Regions from separate parts of the Homo sapiens genome. Here region 2 is linked to region 1. Evidence: chromatin loops called from intact Hi-C (ENCODE). Cell type or tissue: right lobe of liver. All regions are shown on one strand. Each heading gives the region's core, and the rest is flanking DNA. Links, peaks and the distances in the headings are about the cores only.

Region 1 (10,052 bases), core at 946-8,945:
AGCTTCCAGCGGGGTCCATGAAAGGCAACGTGTTAGGAGTAGCCTGGCTGGGGACACTCGGTCTGGGAACCCACAGGCTGTGTCGGAAGGACGGCGGGGGCCCTGGGTGCCTCTGTCGATCTCTGGGACCCATCCGTAAGGGGACCGTTGGGGGCTGGCCTGGCAATGACCTGGGGTGCATGGGTGATGGGAGTGAGCCAAGCCTGGCTGAGAGAGCGTGCCCCAAAGAGACTGACTGGGCCCCCTCACTGCCCCAGCCATGGGATGGGCCCAGACACAGACCAGCCCAGTGGCCCTTGGCCCAGTGAGCCAACTTCCCCATGGGCAGATGAGTGGACGGGCAGATGAGTGGACAGGCAGGCAGAGCGCTTGCGGCAAGCTGTGGAGGCGTGGCACTCTCTCCCGCCGATGGGTCCACACCAGGCTGGGGTGGCCTTGGGTCCCTGGGGCAGAGAAGTTGATGGGGAACGGGGGTGTGCTGCGGGGTCCTGGTCCCCGTGGCACCACGGCGGATGGGTGGTGGTCAGTCCTCACACCAGGATCTCGTACATGGTCCCACCCACGCCAGACACCTTCTTAACCAGCGTGTGCCACATAGATCTGGCAGAGGGCCCTGGGGGGCCTGTGGCAGGTCCCAGCCGGGCCAGGCCCAGAGACTGCCCATTAAGCTTACCTGGGGGAGTCTTCAGCTGAGGGTGGTCCCTGCATCAAAACAAGCACATACACGCATGCACACGGTGAACACACGAACACGGGGACAGAGGACGGAGGAGGCAACAGGACAGAGACGACACAGACGTGGACTGGTGTAGCCATGTCGTGGGGCCCTGGGCAGTCCCTGCCCTCTAGGCTCGGAGGGTTCACCCAGAAAGTAGGAGGGAGATGCAGAGCCTGCCTGGGGAGCGGCTGTGCCATCACAGGACAGATGTTGTCAGAACTGCCACCACCCTCCCAAGTCCCTGGGTCCCTAGGCAGCACTGGCCACAGAGAGCATGGGGCAGTCAGGTGGGCACTGAATGGAGCCCCTGCCCTGCTCTGCACTGGGAGCCCGGCCACTCTGCCTGGCCTCATTCCTGCTCTCTCTCAGGAAAACGAGGGGCTGCCCTCCTGCCCACCAGCGCTGACCAACAGCAGCTCTATCCTTGCTGCTTAAACCTTCTCAAGGTGAGAGCCCTTTGTCCCCGGGCTGCGATCCCTGCCTGGCTGCAATGCTGCCCACTTCTAGGTCTCGGGCTCCCCACTCATCACTCCCAGTGGCAGCCTCCTCCCCAACTCCACAAAAGCTGAACAGACTCCTACCCTGTGGGGTAGGGGAGGCCTCCTCAGGGCTGGACTGCTGTGCCCTCAGCCCCTTTGTGGCCAAGTGGCCTGGGCTGGGCTGGGCGGGGCTGGGCTCTCCCCCTGGGGCCGCATCTGACGACAGGAAACAGCTGAGCCTGTGCTTGAGGTTTCCAGGCCCAGACGGGGTGACAGACGACAGATGCCGTGAGGACACCATGCGTCCGTGGCGTGGGTCCTGGCCCCAGCAGGTGTGCAGCTCTCCTACCTGGGCCTGGGCCTACAAGCCAGCTGACCCCGCTCTCTCAGTTACCAACCTGCTGGGTGCCTGGAGCCAGCCTGCTTTCTCCAGTCCTCAGTTTCCCCACTACGAGCAGGGAAGCCCCTGCTTCCCAGAACTATGTCCCACAGGGAGGGCCAGGGCCCGGCCACCCAGGGAGGCACATTCTGCTGCGAGGTAATGTCCTCAGCCCCAGCCTCCTAGAGATGCAGCAAAGCAGGCCCAGGGAGAGCACCGGGTAGACAGGGCCACTGTGACCCAGGATGCCAGAGCCACAGCCTAAAGGAGGCCCAGGCTGCCACATGATACTGACCCCAAAGAGAAAGCCCCATGGCCTCCTACGTGCTGGGTCTGTGCCAGCTCTGGAAGAACAAGTCATTGGGATCAGGACACAAATTCTCATACCCTGTCCCCAGAGCATGCCCAGGACATCCTCAGAGCTGGGCCACACGGGCTAGCCAAAGCCTTCAATGCAGGGTGAGGCGCATCCTCCCTGTCCCGTCCCCAGAGAAAAACTCAGGCCCCTGGGATGACCTATGAGTGCCCAGCCAAGAGGGGCCCTGCAGACGGCTGGACAGCTGCCCTGTGCCAGGAAGCCCACCCGCACCTCCCAGCACCCACCTCTGCACGGTCAGCGAGGGCGGTGGCTCTAGGAGGTCCATTTGGATGAAGGTGACACCTTTGGGGCCTGTGTAGGATGGTGAGTGGGGAGTGCCGGGCGGGGAGGGCAGGCCCTGGCGTGCGGGCGACCTGTGTGAGCCACTACTGGGCCGGGGCCCCGGGGCGTTGCTGCTGACCTGATCAGCCTGCAGGGAGGAGGACGACGTCCGCAGTGCACGGCTCACGGAGCTGGAAAGCGAGGACAATGATGTCTGCAGGACAGGGTTGCAGGCGCCGCCGAAGCCGGGCCTGGCCACAAGGTCATCTGTAGAGCTGTAGCACAGCGTAGGACCTCGGAAGCCCTCAGACAGCACACTGGCCTGCTGCAGGCTGTAGGAGCTGGGAGCATCATAGACGCCTGAGTCGCCGAAGAGTGAGTCGGCCTGGGAGCGCAGCAGGCACTCACGCTCCTCCCTGTCCTTGCGCTCCTGGATGGATGCCATGATGGTCCTGGACAGGATGTCGTAGAGCACAGGCGAGGGCTCCTGGGGCCGGGGGCCCAGCACGGGACTGAAGCTGTGGGGCAGGGGCCATGGTGGGTCGCCCGTTGCCCCAGGGTGCAGGTAGGGTGAGTGGTATCCGGCCACGCCAACTGCTGGATGGGCGAGGCAGGCGTGGCCACCAGGCGAGCCAGGGTTGAGCACATTATTGTAGGACAGGCTGCGATTGTGGTTGGGCAGTGCATGGGGGGGCAAAGATGCTACGGTGGGGCATGGGAGGCCCACCCTCGGAGCACAGGGGCTGCAGGGCCACGTAGTCCCCGCCCTGCCGGCTTGAGGCCTTGAGGCTCAGGGAGCACAAAGCAATGAGAAGGCATCAGAGGCGCTGAGCGGTGGGGATGGCAGGTAGGCTGCGTGCAGGCCCCCGGGCCCATAGTCAGGGAAGTCCAGGCTCGGCTCGACACAAAGTCCAGGCTATGGATGCTGTCGTCCCCCAGGATAAGGGAATCGGGGCCTGGAACCTGTAGGGAGAAGGCATTCTCACCACTGCCCACCTGCTACCCTGCCTGCAGCTGCCAGTCAGCACCCACGGGGTCCACACCTGGCACCGCGGCCTCAGGAACTGGGCCTCAAGGAGCCGTTAAGAGCCACATAGTGACCCATGGCCCTGTCCCTGAGCATCCATGGCTGAGGGGCAGGGGCTCTGCAGCGGGAGGGAGGCCACAGCTGGCTACTGCAGACACCCAGGGCTCAGCCTTTTGAGCTACGCAGTCCCAGGGGCCTACCACTCAGGGCAACCACAGGGAGGAGGGGCCTCGTCTAGCCTCTTTGATGGGCACGTGGGCATGGGCTTGGGCTTGGGCTAGGGACAAGAGCCTCAGGAACCACAAAGCCAGAAGGCGATCAGGGCCAATGTAGGCTCAATGCACTTGGCCAACCAGACCCAATCCCCCACTGGACCCAGGAGTCCCAGGAAGATGACATACCCGGAGCCCTCATCTCCAAGCAGGGCTACCGCCTCCTGAGAGGCATGGCCCCTGCATGCCTGCAGACTCAGACCCTTGACAAGGAGCCTAGACTCACTGCTCCACCATGTGACTCTCTCCAGGAAGGACATCAATCCTGAGGGGAGAGGTCCCCAGGGATGGGGCTGGTCTGGGTGCACGGGCCCAGCCACAGGCCTGCCTCTCCGGGTGGCCCAGAAGGAGGGACGGCGCCCTGGGGCTGTTCAGCATTCCTGATCACTGCAAAGACCGCCCTGCGCTGCTCACCATTCCAGTGACCACAGAGCACTCATGCAACTCAGGGAAGAAAAATGTGCTTTCTCCAGCAGGTCTCAAATTCTTCCAAAGTCTTCCCATAGGCCTTACAGAGTGACTAATGGTGGAATTCCACGCATCCTGGTACCCAGTGCTCCTGGAGCCAGCCGCCCACCTGGCCTAGGACAACGCTGGCCAAGGGACAGATGCCAAGCCTGGACGTCCCGTGCCAGCCCCTTCCAGGACACCCTGCTCCTCTCCGTGGGTCCCAGCTCTGGGTGCACACAGGCAGGGTCCTACCAGTCACACAAGGCCCTTGGTGACCCAGGCAGAGCCCTGAGGGGTGTGGCCTCAGGGGATGTGGCCTCTGCTGGAGAGGCAGGGCTCAGGGGGGGCCCTTCACGGGGTGAAAGCTGTGGGGAGAGCTCCTGGAGGCAGGCCTGGGGGGACAGGGCTTGGGCGTGCAGGGGGCAGGGGGCAAGGCGGGGGAGGAGTGGGGGGCAGGCCACGCCTCTTTACCTGCTCGCCTCATCCACAGAAGGTGCCTTAGGACCCGTGAGCCGGCCTAAACTTGTACATGGCAGGCGTCGGGGGGTGGCGGAGGCTGGTCCTCTGCACCGACAGGGCACTCTCTGGGGATGTAGACCACTGTCAGACTGAGGTCAGATGGGGGTCAACCCATGTCCCTCCCCAGGTGTGGCTGCCCCGACCTCACCAACACTGCCTGGGCGTGGGGTCTGCAGGTCACTGCTGAACGTGCCAGCCTCCATCTTGGGGGGGCAGCGCCGGCCCCAAGTCCAGCGGCTTATCTAGCGGGTCCAGGCTGCCCTTGGACTGGGAGGGGGCGGGGTCAGTGGTGTGTGGGGCTTGGATGATGGGCAAGGCTTCGCTAGGGATTCGACCTGGAAGCTAGTCCTCTCCCCAGAATCTGTCTACGGCTCCACCTACCCCATCCACCTCTTTTAGGCCCCCCCTAACTTGCCTGTTTCCCCATCCAAGGGCCTGACTGCCAGCTTAGGCCCGCACCGCAGACACTCACCTCCAGCAGACGCCCTCTTCATCGCAGGGGTGGGGCGGGGCGCGTCGAGGACCGAAAGTCGCTTTGGGGCCGGCGCCCGTCTCCCCGCAGCCAGGTCCACATCCAGGCGCCGCCGCTCCGGCCGGGCCTGGCCGCGGGACAACGCTAGGCGTGCAGGGCGAGGGCGGCGCGGGCCTCCGGGAGGATGAATGTCTTATGGAATCAGGTGGTTTGACACTCGAGGAATCCGCCCAGTTCCCCTGGGCCGGCCAGGGCGGGCCGGGGGCGGACCCGGGCTGGGCCTCGCGGTGGGCGGGGCGCTCACCTGGGCGCCGGCGCGGGCGCGGGCCCGGGCTGGGGCTGGGGAGCACGGGCCGGCGGGAGCGCGGGCGCGAGGGGGGCGGAGGGGGGTTCTTGGGCGGCGCAGCGGGCCGGGGCGCGCTGCAGGCCAGGCAGCAGGAGGCGCTCAGCCAGCGCAGTGCACCCGCGCCGCGCGGGCCCAGACAAAGGTGGTGTATTCCTAAAGAGGCGGCGGCCCCTGCAGGAGGCCGAGGGGATGGCGGCCCGGGCCGCAGTGGGCCAGGCCCCAGGCCTGAGAGTGTGGCGGCCTAAGCTGGCCCGCTCCCCAAGCGGGCAAGGGCTTTGTCCGGAGGCCTGGGCATGGCCTCTGCCTACCCACTCCCTTCCTGGCCTCACGAAACCCATGAACCCCTCCCCGCCGGCCCCCTGCACAGAAGCCCTTGCTGGAGCACGGTCGCCCCCATTTTTCAGTAAGAAACAGGCTCTGCACTGTTTCTTAGGCTTAAGAGAGTTCTGGGGGCCCTCCTGGGCCTTTGTGGCCCTCTCTGCACCACCCTAGGGACGGGATCCAGGCCTGATGTTACCCGTAACCCTTCAGGGGTCTCCCACCTCTTCCCGCCTGCGGAATGGGGACTCCAAACCCAGAAGACGCTCTCGGAGGCCACCTCCTTAGTATCCCCCACTCTACCAAGCCAGCTCTCATGGGGCAGGGGGGAGGGGGGACGGGCATGGGGCCAAAGAACCCAGTGACACCCCTGCACACAGGGGTGCAGGTGTCCCTTCTCTGCTTTCTGCTCGGGGCACCCACCGGGCCTCACTGATGTGCTCCTAAGTGTATCCCGGGGTCTTGAGACAACTGCCAGGCTGCCCCTGCACCTGGAGAAGTGCTGGGAGTCAGCTCAGCCGGGCTGGGTCCTCCCCAGGCCCACCCTGCATGAGAGGACCATGCAGATGAGGGTCTTGCAGGCCCACCTGGTGTCAGTCTGTAGGACCCTGACTCAGGGATGGAGTGGGCCAGCCTGAGGCCTTGATGGCCCTCCTTAGAGCCCAGGTCCACTGACATGAAGCAGAGAGACCTGGTGACTGGGCAGCCCTGTGCTCTCTGCCTGCCCCTGGCCATGGAGGTGGCCCTGAGGGACATGAGCAGGGTGCAAGGCTGGTGGCCTGCCTGCTTTGTCCAGAGGAAGTGAGGACCTACCAGAGCCCTGGTGCTCCCATCTCAGCCCAGTGGCAGGCAGTTTCGCGGGACGGAGACATACTGGATGGGCCGGGCCCTCTGCCTGGTGTGGAGGCTGCACTGTCCACACACCTCTGGTTGCCACTCTGTAGCCCTCATCACCTTGGCCTGCTTTATCCCTATCACCCTTGTCCCAGCCTAGGCTTACCAGGGCATTGTGGAGTGCATGCCATTCCCAGTCGCACAGAAGGTGAGGTGGGGCCCAGACACCCCCCAGCCACTCTGCCCCCTGGCCTCCTGAAGGGGTGGGCTGTGCACACACTGCCACCTCCCCAGGGGGTACTGGCTGCCAAGTGCCACCATCTCAGCCCTTGCGGTGGCTCAACGGGTCCTCCCAGAGCCACATCAAGACGTCGTCATCCATTGCACAGATGGAGAACCTCAGGCGAAGCTCACATAGCCAGTGGGAGGCTGAGGCCTGACCCCCAAACAAGCATTCTTCCTCCAGGGTCCCTGCACACAGCAGCCTTCAGACTAGGAACTGAGCTCTTGCCACAGGGATGTATCAGACCCTAGATGAGTCATGTGGCACTGGCCATCAGTCTGAGGACAGCACTGGGGTGGACCAGGCTCCAGTCTTGGGCTGCTCTGTGCTTGCAGAGAGGCCTTGAGACACTTCTGTGCTTACTGTGCAGGCGTCACTTCCATTATCAGTGACCCAGAGCGGCCCACTACAGCTGAAGATTGTGACCCCACCCCCTCTCTCATAGGTTTAATGCCCCTCCCACCCCTCCTGGAGCAGCCGAAGTGACCATTCTGGGGCATGGGATGGGCATGGGAGGAAATGGGGAGCCAGGGCTGCCCTGGAGACTTCTGGTATCAGAACCCTCTCCAGCCACCAAGCCCAGCTGTCCCCAGTTGCTCTGGGTTGGGGCCTGGGCCTCCACTTCCCCACAGGTCTGTGCAGTGGGAGCAAGGCAGAGGCCCGCAGAGGGACAGGCTGGTTTCCTGTGTCTGCCAGCTTGGTCAGCACCTTGGCCAGCGCCCTCCCCGCTGGAAGCTGGGCCCACTCCTCGGTACTGGCTGGCTGATTAGGTGTGGGCCAGCGCTGACAGGGAGTTATGGGGGTGCAGAGGCAGGACAGGCCATCTGTGCCCAGCTGATCTGAGTGCCCAGGTTTTCTGGACACGTGACCCTGGGGATCAGGAATGAGCTGGAGACTGGAGACAGCTGTGCCCTCAGGGCTGGACAGACCTGTCACACCCTGCCTGGGCTAGGTCAGCAGGGCCACACAGGCATCTGCCTCAGTTGCTCCCCACCTCACACCCACCCTGTAGGGCACATCCTCTGCCAGTTTGCTCAGCCCACCAACCCCCTCCAATGAGGCCAGAGGCTGCCTCACCTCCAATACCCACCCCCAACCTGGGGCTCGGCTGAGCAGGGGTCAAGAAGGGCGAGCACGCATTTCGAACTTGCCCTGGTTTTGAGCTGAGGGAAGCAGAGGATGCAGGAGTTGCCCACTCCAGAGGCCCTGGGTGTGCGTGAGGAGCCCTGAGGCTGGGCTGAGCCGCTTGTGGGAGACACTGTGCCCCCTCCATCTGAGATCGGGGCCTGGGTGCCCGGGACACTACAGACCTTTTGGGGAACCTGGGAGTCGGGAAGTCTAGAGATGGGACCCACAGGCTGGAGTCTGGGCTTTCATCCACACTCCCCCCGCCCGACACTCCCCCAGCCACCGCCTGCACATCAGGGGAGACAACATGCCCCCACGCCCACCTCTGTCCCCAGCAGGGCTGTTCCTCCCCTCATCTGCTCGGATCAGTGTTTTCTTTAACTGAGCCCCATGGTGGCGAAGGGAGAGCTCCAGCGGACCAGGCAGCAGAGAGGGGAGGGGAGAAGCCCTCAAACAGGCCATGCGCTCTCCACAGAGCCGCATACAGCAGGAGGGGGCTGGGCAGCCGGCTCAGAGCCCATTCTCTCCTGGGTACTCTTCTGGAATGGCCCCCGGCCCCACTCTGTTCCAAACATGGGACCGTCCAGCCTGGGCAACAAGAGTGAAACTCCATCTCAAAAAAAAAAAAAAAAAGTAGGAATTAACTAAGGAGGTGAAAGACTTGTACAATGAAAAGTACAAAACATTAGTGAGAAAAATTAGACATAAATAAATGGAAACATATTCCATGCTCATGGATTGGAAGACTTTATATTGTTAAGATATCAATAATACCCAAAACAATCTATAAATGTAATGCAATCTCTACCAAAATACCATTACTTTTTTGCAGAAATAGAAAAACCTATCCTAAATTCATATGAAATATCAAAGGGCCCCGAATAGCTAAAGCAATCTTGAAAAAGAAGAACAGAGCTGGATAAGTCACATTTTCTGATTTCAAAACTTACTACAAAGCTACAGTAATCTAAACAGTGTGGTACTGACATAAAGATAGACATACAGACTGATAGAATAGAGAGCCCAGATGTATAGTCAAATGATTTCTGATGAGGGTGCCAAGACCATTTAATGGTGAAAGAACAATCTTTTCGACAACTGGTGCTGGGAAAACTGAACATCCACACACAAAAGAATGAAGCTGGATCTTTACCTAATAGCATATATAAAAATTAACTCAAAATGGAACAAAGACATAAATGTAAGACTAAAACAATAAAACTCCTAGAGGAAAACATAGAGGAAAAGCTTCATGACACTGGATTTGGCAATGATTTCTTGCATATGACACCAAAAGCACTAATAGCAAAATAAAAAGACAAATTAGACTTCATGAAAATTAAATTTTTATGTGCATCAAAATACACTATCAACAGAGTAAAAAGACCACACACAGAATGGAAGAAAATATTTTAAAATCATATACCTGATAAAGGATTAATAAACAGGATATATAGAGAACTACTAAAACTCAACAACAAAAAAACCACCAACCCAATTTAAAAAATGAGCAAAGCAGCCAGGCACTGTGGCTCACATCTATAATCCCAGTACTTTGGGAGGCCGAGGAGGGTGGGTCACTTGAGGTCAGGAGTTCAAGACCAGCCTGGCCACCATGGCAAAACCCCGTCTCTACAAAAAACACAAAAATTAGCATGGCATGGTGGTGCATGACTGTAGTCCCAGCTACTCGGAAGGCTGAGGCACGAGAATCACTTGAACCCAGGAGGCGGAGGCTGAAGTGAGCCGAGATCACAGCACTGCCCTCCAGCCTGGGTGACACAGTGAGACTCTGTCCACCCCCTCCAAAAAAAAAAAAAAAAAGAGCAAAGGACTTAACTAGACATTTTTCTAAAGGTATACAAATGGCCAGCAAGCACTTGAAAGGATGCTCAACATCATGAATCATTAGGGAAATGCAAAGCAAAACTGCAATGAGACACCACCCCACACCCATTAGGATGAATACCATTAAAAAAAAACAACAGAAATTACAAGCGTTGGTGAGGATGTGGAGAAGTCAGAACCCTTCTTCATTGTTGGTGGGGCTGTATGATGGTACAGCAGCTGTGGAAAACAGTATGATGGTTCCTCACAATATTAAAAATTGAATTGCTGTATGCTTCAGCAACTCCACTTCTGGGTATATACCTGTGAACCCAAAATATCTGAGACAGGTCTCAGTTT
Region 2 (8,000 bases), core at 1-8,000, 110 kb after region 1:
AGAAGTGCAGGATACGTGTGAGAGTGGAACAGGGCCCTGAGCTCCACCCGGGAGTCAGGGCAGCCTCCCCTGAGACCATTATGTTGAAGGCTGACCTGAAGGATGAGTAGGGTTATCTGTGGGGCTCCAGCAAAACACGGCATCTCTCTGGGCCTCAGTTTCCCCATTGGTAAAATGGGGAAACTCATCACAGCACAAGTGCTTAGGGGACCTTGGTGATTCTGTCGGATCTAAGAAAAGCAACAGGTGCCGGGTGCGGTGTCTCACGCCTGTAATCCTAGCACTTTGGGAGGCCGAGGTGGGTGGATCACCTGAGGTCAGTAAGTAGCTCAAGACCAGCCTGGCCAACATGGTGAAACCCCATCTCTACTAAAAACACAAAAATTAGCCAGGCGTGGTGGCTCATGCCTGTAGTCCCAGCTACTCAGGAGGCTGAGGCAGGAGAATCACTTGAACCCGGGAGGCAGAGGTAGTAGTGAGCCGAGATCATGCCACTGCACCCCATCCTGGGCCACAGAGCAAGACTCCATCTCAAAAAAAAGAAAGAAAGAAAAACAATGGGAGCCTTTAGGAAATCCCGCACAGGTACTGATTTGCTCTGTTAATTCCTCCAATGGGAAAGGGGTGTTGCTAGAGGCAAGAGGCACAGTCCTGACACAGAGATCAGGGATTTGACCCCACCAGGCCAAAGTCAAAAGCAGAGATCAGTGAAGTCAGATCCCACAGAGGCCTGTGGCCATGTCCCCCGGCCCTCTGCAGGTCCCCTGGCCCAGAGCCCTCTCCTCCTGCTGCCCCCTAATGTTTCTCCAGGCCCTGCTGCTCTGTCCCGTCACTCTGTCCACCTCATCTGTGGTGCCTGAAGGTCCCCTCTTGGGCTGTGGGTGTCATTCTTGTCTGATCACCGCCTCCCCCACCACACACACCGCCAACCCCAAATACAGGTTTGGCTTCCACAAAGCCTCTTATTAAGAAATTGGTCAATTTCCTGCTAATTAAAATAAATAGTATGCCACATTAACGGCCAGTTAATTTTCAGAGCTGCCAGGGAAACATCGCCTGGAAAATGTACACCCCTCTGCCCCACCCGCTCCTCGGCAAACGGCAGCCACGTGGCACCCAGCAGCAGCGGGGAGGGCCCGGTGGGTCCCAAGCTTCCAGCAGCATGGGGAGGAAGGGATGACCAGCTGTGGACAGGGCTGCAGATGGGCAGAGCTTCCTGTTCCTGGGGGGACTCGACTCACTCAGCCCAGGAGCTCTGAGACCCCATCCCTCCCCAGGAAACCCAGGCCCTGAGGCCAGGTCTACCTGGCTTACCTTGCAACCAAAGGCGAGATCTTTCTCCGGAACCGGGTCATTTGTTGGTGAGGAAGATGGACTTCTGGGAGGCCTGCGCTCACAAGGCTCTACATCCCGAAGTGATCTCACCAAGGGGCACAACAGCCTGGAGAGGGAAGTGCCATTGCTCCCATTTTGCAGATGGGCAAGATGAGGCCCAGAGCCACCAAGCCCCTCTCGAGTTGCAGCTTCTGGGGGCAGAGCAGGATGTACATCTGGTCCCGCCTAACTATACCCAGAGAAACCTGCCGTGGGCCCTTCTCCATCACACATGGTCATCCCACACTATCACAAAGGTCAGGGGAACCGCTATGTCTGCATAAAAACAAGTGTCATCAGTTGGATTTGTTCAAGGTGAGGCTTACCTGCTCCCTAATATATCGAAAGCTCCTGTTGAAGGAGAGTCAGGGACATGCCAGGAGGCCTGCCATGCTGTGACCAGTTGTCATCTCACCGAATCCTCACCAGTACCACGTGGCTCAGCAAGGTTAGGTAACATACTCAAAGTCACACCGCCTGCCCCCAAATTAGTCATGGCAATCTCCTGTCTTCAAGGTCCAAGTTTTGCTGTTTCCTCAGGGTCAAAACCAAGGTCTTCTCCTGTCCTGGAAGAACATCAAGCCATAGATGGAACTCTGCGTTCCTGGTGTGACCTCAGACAAGGCTCTTTGCCTCCCTGGGCCTCAGTTTTCTCATCTGCCAAATGGGAAGGCTGGACTCACTACTCCCTCAGACTCTGTTTAACTCGAGCATTCTGCAGGGACTCATCCTGGGGCAGGTGGGGTCAGAGGGCAGATGGCCAGGAGCAGAGCCAGATGGGAGCAACAGCCTTCCCTCTGCCAGGACAGGGAGAGACCTGGCTGCCTCACAGTGAGAGGTCTGGCAGCCAGGGAGGGCACTGGGGACAAGGGCCCAGCCGGGCACCCTATGGAGCACATGACCCCCACCTGTCCATGGAGCACACGACCTCCACCTCCAGCTGCCCCTGTGCTGCAGACAACTCCCAGGGTGGCGAGGGTGGCATCCTGATCCCAGCAGCGCCTGCAGGACTGGGAACCTGCTGCCCACCCACCCCCTGCCACTTGCTCTCCCTTCCTTGCCCAACCCCAGGAGCTCAATGCCTGCTCAGGGCAGGAATAAGAGGCAGAGGAGGGGTGAGGAGAGAAAGGAGTCATTAGGGGCCTTGCTGATCCTTCGTGGCGCCTCCATGTCCCTATCCCTCATGCAAAGCACTAACCTGGAGGCGGAGCATTTCATCGAAGCAAAGCATCTCCTGCCACCAAGCACGTCCACGGTATTGGGGATTGATTGCTTCTATCCTCCAGCCCACTCTACGGAGCACCCACCGTGTGACAGGCGCGGCGCTGGGCAACGAGGATAAGAAAATGAATAGGCCACGACATGTGCGCCTGAGAAGTCACAGACTCAGACAGGAGACAGGCTCGATACCACACACCAAGGTCTGGATGCACACAGGACACTGAGTAACTCCTGCAGGGTGAGCGGGTTTCCAGGGCACTCGACAACCGGCAGAGTCTGGAAGCAGCCTGGAGGGGAAAGGGCATTCCTGACGGGGGCACAGCAGAAGCAAAGGCCCAGTGGCATGAAAGACCAAGGAGTGTTGAGGGAACAGAGAGCAGCTTGGTGTTGGGGCGGCATCAGCGGGTGGAGCTGGAGCCGATGAGAAAGGATAGGCCAACTAGGGTTCAAGTGGCCAAGACCTTCTATGCCCTGCTCTGCCAGTTACAGCCAGCAGTGGTGGTAAGCACAGCCACCCGGCACTGAACAATGGCAGTGTGGCCGGCACTGTGCTAAGCTCATCTCAGTCACTCGCTCACCACATCCTCCAACGAGCCCATGAGGCCCAGAGAGGTTAGGCGAGTTACTGGTGGTCACACAGCCGATAGTGGCCAGGCTGGAACTTGGACTCAGGCTCCCAATTCTCACCCACCAGCATGTGCTGCCTCTGAGGAGTTTGGGGTTCCCCTTCAGGACAACTGGGAGTCACAAGGGATTTTTAAGGGGGGTGGGTAGCAGAGTCTCAGTGCCCTAAATCCCCAAGTCATGCTCATGGAGAAACTGCTGCATCCACCTGGGAGACGTGGCCAGTCTGTTTTTAGGGTCTGAGGGTCACCTTGGCCTCTCCGGGAGCTGCCCTGGTTTCCCCAATGCTCCTGAGTACTGGGGCTTGGCCTGCGTCTTCTGCCCCAGCCTGCTGCTCCTGGGTTCCAGTCTTGGAGCCAGGGGTCATCACTGCCAGGGCCTCTTCAGAACTCAGGCGCCCACCTATCAGGGCCTCAGCCCCTCCAACACTCCCTGGGGCCCCCACATTGCCCACCCTCTCTTCCCTCTGCCCTTCCTTGCTCGAGATAACACCTGGGATGGGGGTGCATGGGGAAGCGCCCCCTGATGGAGCTAGACAGCCCTCGGGAGGGAGTTAGACAGCCCTCGGGAAGATCCAGCAGTGGTGGCCTCTCCTTGCCCTTCCCCATGTCCTCCCTCTCCCCTCTGCCCACCCAGCCTCCCACCACATGGGGCACTGGAGTGCTCCTTCCCACCATCTGCCCTCCTGGGCTCCGCTTTCATTCTGCTCCCCCGACCCCAGGTCTCAGCATTGCAGGCATCACAAGACAGCGGATTCCAGAGGCCCCAAAACACTTCCATCCTCCAAGCACGCACTGAGCATATGGAGAAGCTGAGGCCCAAGCAGGGCCAATGGCAGAGCAGCTGGAAGCCCAGCTCTCTTGTGCTCTTGCTGCAGCTCCAGCTCCTGGTCGGCCGTCCACCAGGCATCTGCTGAGCGCGATGTGTTTCCATTTAGGGGCATCTCACACTTGATCCTCACTCCAGCCCAGAGGAGGCTGGGTTAAAACAGGAAGGCTGGGCTGTCCAGCTCTAGCTCCTTCTAAAAATGCAGTGAGTCCCATGTTGGCATCTCTGCTTCGCAAACAGGTAAAACGAGGCAAGCAGTAGGTCAATGACTTGCTGTCTCTGGTCGTGTGTCAGGCAACCACAGTCACACAGTCACGAGGGTCTCCTGTCTGAGATCCTGCCTATTCTTTTTTTTTTGAGACGGAGTCTTGCTCTGTCTCCCAGGCTGGAGTGCAGTGGTGCGATCTTGGCTCACTGCAAGCTCCGCCTCCCGGGTTCACACCATTCTCCTGCCTCAGCCTCCCCAGCAGCTGGGACTACGGGCACCTGCAACCACGCCTGGCTAATTTTTTTGTATTTTTAGTAGACACGGGGTTTCACTGTGTTAGCCAGGAAGGTCTCGATCTCCTGACCTCGTGATCCACCTGCCTCAGCCTCCCAAAGCGCTGGGATTACAGGCGTGAGCCACTGCGCCCGGCCAATCCTGCCTATTCTTTAGTGTTAAGGCCAGGAAATGCCTTAGTGTAGACTCCTCTCCCTGTGAATGTGGCAGACATTACTAATTGATCACAGCACTCTTTCCCTCTAAGCCGAGATGTAGTCTCAGAATCCTCAACACAGCCTCTATTAAATGGGGACCTGGCAATCGAGGTGACACCTACCTGTTCAACGCCCTCTCTGGAGGGCAGGATCCTGTCTTACCTAGTATCTTCCCCAGCACTTGGCTCAGGGCCCAACACGTGGCACAGATCACGGTAATAAATTTTTTTTTTTTTTGAGTTGGAGTGTTGCTCTATCGCCCAGGCTGCAGTGCAGTGGTGCGATCTCGGCTCACTGCAAGCTCCGCCTCCTGGGTTCACGCCATTCTCCTGCCTCAGCCTCCCAAATAGCTGGGACTACAGGCACCCGCCACCATGCCTGGCTAAGTTTTTGTATTTTTAGTAGAGATGGGGTTTCACCGTCTTAGCCGGGATGGTTTCGATCTGCTGACCTCATGATCCACCCGCCTCGGCCTCCCAAAGTGCTGGGATTACAGGCGTGAGCCACCTTACCTGGCCATTTTTTTTTTTTTTTTTGAGACAGAGTTTTGCTCTGGTTGCTCAGGCTGGAGTGCAATGGCACAATCTCAGCTCACTGCAACCTCGGCTTCCAGGGTTCAAGCGATTCTCCTGCCTCAGCCTCCCAAATAGCTGGGATTACAGGTGCCCGCCACCATGCCTGGCTAATTTTTGTATTTTTAGTAGAAACAGGGTTTCACCATGTTGGCCAGGCTGGTCTCGAACTCCTGACCTCAGGTGATCCGCCCGCCTCGGCCTCCCAAGGTGCTGAGATTACAGGTGTGAGCCACCATGCCCAGCCACAGTAATAAATTTTTATTGAGTGAGTGGGTGAACGAGTGGTAACCACCGAATGAACGATGCCTCCCAAAGCCAGTGGCTCTAACCAGCTTCTTTTGTAGCAACAATATGACAGCAATAATTATAACAGTAATGCCCCCAACAGCTGACATTTCCCGAGTCTCTAAGGTATTTCATCTGAGCTCTGGAATGCCATTTCCTCAGGGTCACACATCACAGGACAGAGCCAGACCCCGCCCCTGGCCTCTTGCTTCTGAGTCCAGTGCTCTGCCCCGGCCCCCACCTCTGCCAGGTCCCACCGCAGCTTGTCTGGGTCAATTGGAGCGGACCTGGACCTCAATCTGGGGAACCTGCAGGTGTTGGAGGCAGATCCCAGAGGCCGGGGTGGGAATGGGTGCTCGGGGGAGTAGTTAGTTGGGTTCTTACTCACCTGTTTGGGATTGTAGAAATACAGAATAGGAGACATCACAATGCACCACATTTACCATGACCTGACCCCCCTCCCCCCAAAATTCGTATGTCAAGACATAATCTGCGTCAAGCTTGGTGGCTCATGCCTGTAATCCCAGCACCTTGGGAGGCTGAGGCGGGTGGATCACCTGAGGTCAGGAGTTCCAGACCAGCCTGGCCAACATGGTGAAACCCCGTCTCTACAAAAAATGCAAAAATTAGCCAGGTGTGGTGGCACATACCTGTAATCTCAGCTACTCGGGAAGCTGAGGAGGGAGGATTGCTTGAACCTGGGAGGCCGAGACTGTAGTGAGTCAAGATGAGGTCACTGCACTGCAGCCTGGGTGACAGAGGGAGACCCTGTCTCAAAACAAACAAACAAAAACCAAACCAAACCAAACCAAAACAAAAAAACACCATTATCTGCAATGTGTATTAAAAGGTGAGGATTCTGGCCTGGGGCAATGGCTCACGCCTGTAATCCCAGCACTTTGGGAGGCCGAAGTGGGTGGATCACGAGGTCAGGAGATCAAGACCATCCTGGCTAACACGGTGAAACCCCATCTCTACTAAAAATACAAAAAATTAGCCAGGCATGGTGGGGGGGCGCCTGTAGTCCCAGCTACTGGGGAGGCTGAGGCAGGAGAATGGTGTGAACCCGGGAGGTGGAGCTTGCAGTGAGCTGAGATCGCGCCACTGCACTCCAGCCTGGGCAACAGAGTGAGACTCCGTCTCAAAAAAAAAAAAAAAAAAAAGAGGTGAGGCTTCTGGGAGGTGATTAGGTCATGAGGGCTCTATCCTCATGAATGGAATTCATGCTCTTAGGCAAGAGGCCTGGGGAGCCTGCTCACCCCTTCCACCACGTGAGGACAAGGCTATAAGGCATCTATGAGGAAACGGCCCTCATCAGACACCGAATCTGCAGGCACATTCATCTTGGATTTCCCAGCCTCCAGAACTGTGAACAATAAATTTGTTTATAAATAACCCAGTCTAAGGTATTTTGTCATAACAGCCGAATGGACAAGCACACCCTTTTTTGAATATGTAGAAGAGAGGTCCCCAGGGAGTGTGATCGGCCCAAGGTCACCTGGCGGCCTTGGCTGAGGAAGGTGTGCAGAGCCCAGTGTCAGAGCCCCTGAGATGCCCTCTCCTCTCCTAGGGCCCTGGGCACTTGGGGTTAGTTGTTTTGCATCCTTTTGAGAATGTGAGTCCCTCAGAGGGAGGAACCTGGGCACGTCACATAAGGCTTGGCTCAAGATAGGTGCTCAGTAAACACTGGATGGACAGATGGGCAGAAGGAAGGAGAGAATGAAAGGAGGAAAGGAGGGAAGGAATGGGTAGCTGAGTGGATTCATGGATGGGTGGATGCATGGCAGCACGGGAGGGAGGATGAGTGATTGGGAGGATGGATGGATGGATGGATGGATGGATGGATGGATGAAAGGAAGTAAGCCAACATGGATGGAATGAGTGATGGAATTGATTGTCCCCTGCACCTGGAGGCTTCCAGTGACTCAGCCACAGAGGTCAGGAAGCTGGAGACATGAGCAGGCGGCTCACCCCATGGTCCCCTCCCCCTCCCCACCTGATATTTTCATCAGGACACATCTTCTGCACCAGGCCCCTCAGCTCCTGCCCTGCAAAGCTGCAGATGCCTCTGCTGGCTTTATTAAGGCCCTATTAGCCCAGCAGCCCCAGGGAAGGCTAAAGATGCTGTCACTGCAGACACTGGTTTGGTAGCCTCAGAGGAGCTCAGTAGGGAGGGCCAGGAACCTAAGGTTACAGCGAGGTCTTTAGAGCTGCACAGGCCTGCCTGGTTTAATCCCAGTTCTTCTGCTAATTGGCTGTGTGGCCTTGGGCAACTTACTTCCCTTCTCGGAGTGGCGGCTTCTCCACCTATAAAACAGGGTCATTAACGTGCTTGTTTGAGGATTTGCTGAGCTAAAGCATTTACAACACCTAGCCCAAAGTAAGCACTTGTTA

Evidence for each region. Peaks named below come from ENCODE experiments on the same cell type or tissue, not always from the same donor. Only the 100,000 strongest peaks of a DNase experiment are listed, where the experiment ranks them.
Region 2: a loop joins it to region 1, with 2.3 times the contacts of the local background. A loop is called at or near these places in 7 of 110 quality-filtered maps.

Annotation. Positions count from the first base shown.
Region 1 is chr22:23,397,405-23,407,456 of GRCh38, forward strand. It overlaps the pseudogene ZDHHC8BP. Among named protein-coding and RNA genes, the nearest start is that of LINC01659, 31 kb to the right of the region's middle. RefSeq lists enhancers at 1,496-2,050, 2,140-2,913. In right lobe of liver, for the core only: a CTCF peak has its summit at 5,437; no DNase peak of the experiment used is centred there; H3K4me3 peaks cover 734 bases.
Region 2 is chr22:23,510,704-23,518,703 of GRCh38, forward strand. It overlaps LINC02557 (long intergenic non-protein coding RNA 2557), which reads right to left and starts at 2,631. Exons shown (of 3, transcript XR_938072.2): 1 at 2,573-2,631; 2 at 1,315-1,940. In right lobe of liver, for the core only: no CTCF peak of the experiment used is centred there; no DNase peak of the experiment used is centred there.